Regions from separate parts of the Homo sapiens genome. Here region 1 is linked to region 2. The links are chromatin contacts, found by Hi-C or POLR2A ChIA-PET in ENCODE. All regions are on one chromosome and are shown on one strand. Each heading gives the region's core, a stretch centred on a gene start or an enhancer-like site at or near the end of the contact. The rest is flanking DNA. Distances are from core to core; before and after follow the strand shown. Region 1 overlaps LOC105377927 (a long non-coding RNA gene). Region 2 has its middle 12 kb from the start of LINC02532.

Region 1 (2,700 bases), core at 170-2,669, 86 kb after region 2:
GCCCTTCTTGATGGACACAGTTTGAATAAAATATAGTTGCCATACCCTTTCCATTGCAACTAAACATAAAAATACAAGAATATTCAATAAGTCATACACTATGGGATGAAAAGAGCATGTCATAATTAGCTGATTAACCACTGTCATCCTCTTGTCATATGCTGATACATGAGTAATGTATGTTTGGATTATTGATTGCATCCAAGCTAGGATTCCTTTGTGGCATCAGCAGAAGGACACGGTGACCACAGAGGTCCACCTCAAGTTACTACCTTTTGTGAAGTGATAATGGGGTGCACAGCCAGGTGTAATTCAAGCACATCTTCCTACAGGCAGTGGGTGGTTATGGCTGCACTGCTGTCGCTGTATTGCTTGCAGCCTTAATGGGAATCTTTATTGAAACGGAAATCTAATTCCATTTAGGTTAATAATATGCTCACTCAATCTTCCTTCCCAGAACTAGCCTGATCTTTACACCTTCTGAGGGGAAACTGGCAGTGATTCCTCACTGCAGGTGGATATCTCATCAGATAAAGCAGGGTTAGGAAAAATTTACATTTTTACTCCAAGCCATTTTGGTTGCTTTTTTTCATAATGAAAGTGCAGTAACTCTCTCTTATCTCTGCATGCAGTGGTGGTAAAAATGTGTAGGACCACAGTAGTTGGCATTTGTCTCCCAGATAGGCCAGCCTGAAACTTGGGAGTGGAATGAGCTTGTATTCAAGCTGTTGTTAACCAGGACTGTAGCTATTCATTCCAGCTCTACTCTTTTCATCCAGGCTATTGCATGATCAATGGCTATGGGAATAACTTACAGGGCCAAAAGAGGGTTCTGGGAATGTGATAATTTGGATGCAATTTCTATCTTTCCCACCTCCGACTCCAAAAGTTCTTCCTTCTGGACTCAAACAGCTGCTAACTCCTGTGGATGGCTGGGTGCCAGTGAGGCCTCAGGCTTTGGTGGGTTCCAAGCATACAGAATTGTAAGCTTCCTTCTTCCAGTGGGCTGGGCAGGTGCCTAGAGAATAATGTCAAAGGTGAACAAGGGAAGACAGTCAATCCTGAGTGGAGAGGGGCTGTCAGGGCTAATGTCAACACAAGCCTAGTGTGACTGTGCTGGGTTTTCCTAGCTGAAGGGGCCAAGGAGGAGCTGAATGGGAGACTGAGTCCTCTACCTGGAAGCTGGGGCAGTGTGAGAAGTTTGGGGAGTTTCCTACAGGTGATTAGCAGGGGGCTGGCGGCTTCTACAATTCAGTCTGTGGGGACCTTCTGCCACCCATGGGGCTCCCGCCACTTAGAACACACAAGCCACCAAACCCTGAGACCTATGAGCCCACAGAAAAAAATAACAACCCATTTTAAAAAGGGCCAGCAGCCAGAGAGAGAGGAGAATCAGTTAGAAAAGCAGAACACACTCCCAGCAAGCTAAAGCTTGGAGAGGAGTGTCTGAGTCGGGGAGGGGTGGGGATAGGAGCTTAAATGAGAAAATAGCAACTTTTGGTGGGTGGAAGGAGAGGGAGAAATAAGATTCTAAGGGGCTAATGAGGGGAGGAGAGAGAAAGTAAAATGATCCTAAAGCTCTCATCTTGTTAGAGTGAAGGGATCAGGAGGAAGCAGAAGCATCTCAGTGGGGTAAAAGATGAGTATTGGTGAGGATAATAGTGTCTTGTTTTCAAATGCTGGTAGAGGAGTATGTGTCAGAATGCAACCAGGAAAGAATAATTTGTTCAGGCAAGCTAATATAAAGGAAAGAGAGAAAAAAACACTAAAAATAAATTACAGAAAAAGTAAGCTGGGGTGGGCATGGTGGCTCACGCCTGTAATCTTAGCACTTTGGGAGGCCGAGGCGGGTGGATCACTTGAGGTCAGGAGTTCCAGACCAAACTGGCCAACATGGTGAAACCCTATCTCTACTAAAAATACAAAATTAGCCGGGCGTGGTGGTGCATGCCTATAATCCTAGCTACTCAGGAGGCCGAGGCAGGAGAATCGCTTGAACCCAGGAGGCAGAGGTTGCAGTGAGCCGAGATCATGCTACTGCACTCCAGCCTGGGCGGCAGAGTGAGACCTTGTCTCAATTAAAAAAAAAATTAAAAAAAAAGTAAGTTGTAAGAAATAAAATCAAGTACTATATCAGTCACACACAAAATGTGAAGACTAAATTCTTTCTTTAAAAGACAAACTATTCCACTGGATTAAAAAAGCAAAACCTATTTATATAAGAAACACAATTAAAATATAGTAATAAAAAAGGCTGAAAATCAAAGAGTAGGCAAATGCAAACAAAAAGAAAGAAGTAGAAATGTTAATGCCTAGTGGAATTTTAGAAGAAAAGCACTACAAGGGGTGACTATGTAATGATAATATAAGAAATACTATCATTAAGGAAAATATAACAGTGAAAAGCCTTTAGGTACCAAACAATATAGAAGCCAAACCTAAAGCAAAAACAATCAGAAATGCAACAACAACCCAACAAAACTGTACAATGAAGGTGAGGGACTTCAACATATTCTCTCATAAGTGAACAGGTCTAATAGATAAACAATAATTAAGGACAGAAAGGAATTGACTAATATGATCAATAATATTGACTTAATGGCTATATGTAGACATTATATCCCTCAAATAGAGAGTATCATATTTTGCTGTGTTTATGAAACACGAAAAAGAATAAAAAATTCTGTATTTGATCATAAA
Region 2 (2,700 bases), core at 79-2,578:
ATGTCTGGACATGGAAGGTAGGACTCAGCACAGGTTTGTGCCCGGAATGATGCCTGTCTCTGAGGTGTCCTGCTCCTCACCCGCCAGTCCTTCCAGGCTCAGGTCCAGCCCTGCCCCACATGAAAGCCCTTCTTAAGCCCTGGGCGACTTTCTTCTCAGAATTTCTCCAGTTTGCACATATGCAGTCTCATCTTGCTAACTCTTTCAGGAGTTTTAGCTTTGACCCCTTAACTAGCATAGACCACTGGGCTGTTCCTCCCACAGATCAGCCAACAAAGGGGCTGCTCTCAAACAAACTCCCCTCCCCCACGTGAATGATGCTTTTTCCCTTTGGAAGGATCTGGATCCATCATTGATTAAAATCTTCACGAGGAGGTCTTTGAGGGAGGACGGCCAGTTCCAGGGAGTGGCCCCTCTCAAAATCACCTGGCCTTCCGGAGTGAGCTGGAATCGAAGCTGAGAGTTTGGGTACTTGAATCCACAAACTATTAGGTTGGTGCAAAAGTAAATGTGGTTTTTGCATTAAGAGCAATGGCAAAGATGGCAATTACTTCTGTACCAACTTAATATGTTTCTTTTGTCCTAGAAATAATCACAGACCAAGATGAGAAACACAATCTGCTCATCAGCCTTTCCCAAATAATGGATTGAAACATTTTACTAGCTCAAAGCATTTCAAATCTGTATGGAGATTTTGTTTGGTTTCTAACCATTATTCTCTTGCCAGGCTGGGGAGCAAGTCTTCTGAGATTTAAAGAGTTAAGACTGGTTATGTCTACACATCCCCGGATAACTTAATTATTGACCCAGCTTGTAAATCATTCATAGCTTTCCAGAGATATCTATATACTTCTGCTGGCAGCAAATGAAATCCTGGGCTATTTGTGGAATGGTGGTTGGGGTCAGGGAGAGTGTGAAAAATTAAGAATAACAACACTTCCTTTCCTTCCTGAACTTTAATTGCCCCTTTAAATAAAGCCAAGGCTTTCTTCCTTTGCCACCTTCTCAGAGCACCTCAGTTAACTGCCAAGAAGGCTCTGGTTTCACTTGCCATTCTCCATGTCATGCCACTCAAGGATACTAGGTGACTTTGGTTTCATTTAGGAGTGAAGTCGCTGGGATCAGCCGTCTTGCCTGGAGTCCCCCTGGGTTACAGCCAGGGCTTTAGGAATGCAACATCTTACATTTTAGGTAACTCTTCTAATCCTGTCCCTAAGGGGCTGGATAAGAAATGATGGCTTTCAGCTGGCCTGCCAGTGAGGCATCTAGGCGGGTTTGTGGTTAACCAAGGCCACACACCCAGTGAGCAACAAGATGGGGTTTAATGGTAGCTGTGTCTGGTGGGGGCCACACCTCTGTGGTGTCTGGTGTCAGCCAGGCCTGCGTACTTTCAAATCAGAGGAGAGGTCCGGTCAGGGTTCCCAGGCTGCAGGGTCAGGTCCAACGCCTGTGAAAACAGACACCCAAATAATCAAAGACCTGCATTCCTGTGTCTAAATAGCAGCTAATCCTCACTCCTTTGAAGGAGCAGAAACCACAGGTGACAGTGAAGCCGTCAGTAGAATCAGCCACCTGGTTTGTTTGTCCCCAAGTCCTATAGTTCTCGGAGCCCAAAGGAACCTTAATAGCGTCTCAGTCCATTTTACAGACAAGAAAAATACAGGGTCAGAACACTTTTATTGCAAATTAATACAACCTGGAAAAAGGCTATTTTATTCAAACCAGAAAAGAAATTAATGTCAAGAGACTTTTTTTTTTTTTTTTTGGAGTTTCGCTCTTGTCAGCCAGGCTGGAGTGCAGCGGCGCAATCTCGGCTCACCGCAACCTCTGTCTCCCGGGTTTAAGTGATTCTCCTGTCTCAGCTTCCCAAATAGCTGGGATTACAGGCGCCCGCCACCACACCTGGCTAATTTTTGTATTTTTAGTAGAGATGGGGTTTCACTATGTTGGCTGGTCTCAAACTCCTGAACTCAGGTGATCCACTCACTTCGGGCTCCCAAAGTGCTGGGATTACGGGCATGAGCCACGGTGTCCGGCCGCAAGAGACTTTTTAAGGTAAACAGTTGAATATTTTAAATGCCAAAAGCTGATGTCGTAATTTATTAAAGCCAGAGGCAAATCTTTCTCAACTTGTTCAGTCAACACAGTCCAGTTTCTAGTCAGTTTCAGCTGAGTGTGTCTGGAAGCACATTTTCCCTCTGGGGAAAACTACTGGCCTAGCTGGGCCGCTCCTTAGGGCTTTAGAGTTGTCTCTTTGTTTTCCTTGAATGTGTAGTGGCTCATTGGTGTGGGGTGGGGAGGAATTCAGACGAGGAGATCTGCAGGGGAATTTTCAATAAGCTTTGAGTGTTTTATAGGCATCCTTGCAGACCACACTATAAGATGTGGCTTTGTGACCACCCATCCCCTTACAGAGGCTTCTAAGAGGCTGAGATTTCAAAATCAAACTTCACAGGCAGGCGGACTCAAAGCCTCGCATCAACCAGCCACACACCACCTTTCTCAACAACCTCATTTTGCACCTTTGGAGAACATCTGTTAGAATCAAGCAAACCCTTTTCCCAAATTCTACTCTTGCTTGTTACCATTTCTGGCCAGTTGTTTTTACATGTTATTTTATTTAATATTCATAAAAATCCTACAAGGTAGGTTTTATCATCTCCAATTTTCATATGAGGAAACTCAAGCTCTGCACAGGTG

The links. Hi-C counts contacts between places; a loop is a spot of excess contacts on that map. ChIA-PET counts read pairs that join two places held with the same protein, here RNA polymerase II (POLR2A). Pooled maps may share reads with other maps.
Region 1: a map with no recorded cell type shows a loop between it and region 2 (1.9-fold over the local background). The contact joins two enhancer-like sites. A Hi-C loop is called at or near these places in 4 of 37 single-sample maps with no recorded cell type and 5 of 50 pooled maps. POLR2A ChIA-PET finds 5 or more read pairs at or near these places in 1 of 52 experiments (K562).

Annotation. Positions count from the first base shown.
Region 1 is chr6:106,712,262-106,714,961 of GRCh38, reverse strand. LOC105377927 (a long non-coding RNA gene) reads right to left here. Exons shown (of 4, transcript XR_942841.3): 3 at 875-1,018. Among named protein-coding and RNA genes, the nearest start is that of LINC02526, 18 kb to the right of the region's middle. Within about 2 kb of position 1,419, at least 2 of the 41 ENCODE cell types and tissues checked have a DNase peak (open chromatin) inside an H3K27ac peak, as active enhancers do.
Region 2 is chr6:106,797,904-106,800,603 of GRCh38, reverse strand. No RefSeq gene overlaps it. Among named protein-coding and RNA genes, the nearest start is that of LINC02532, 12 kb to the right of the region's middle. RefSeq lists an enhancer at 1,276-1,570. Within about 2 kb of position 1,328, at least 8 of the 41 ENCODE cell types and tissues checked have a DNase peak (open chromatin) inside an H3K27ac peak, as active enhancers do.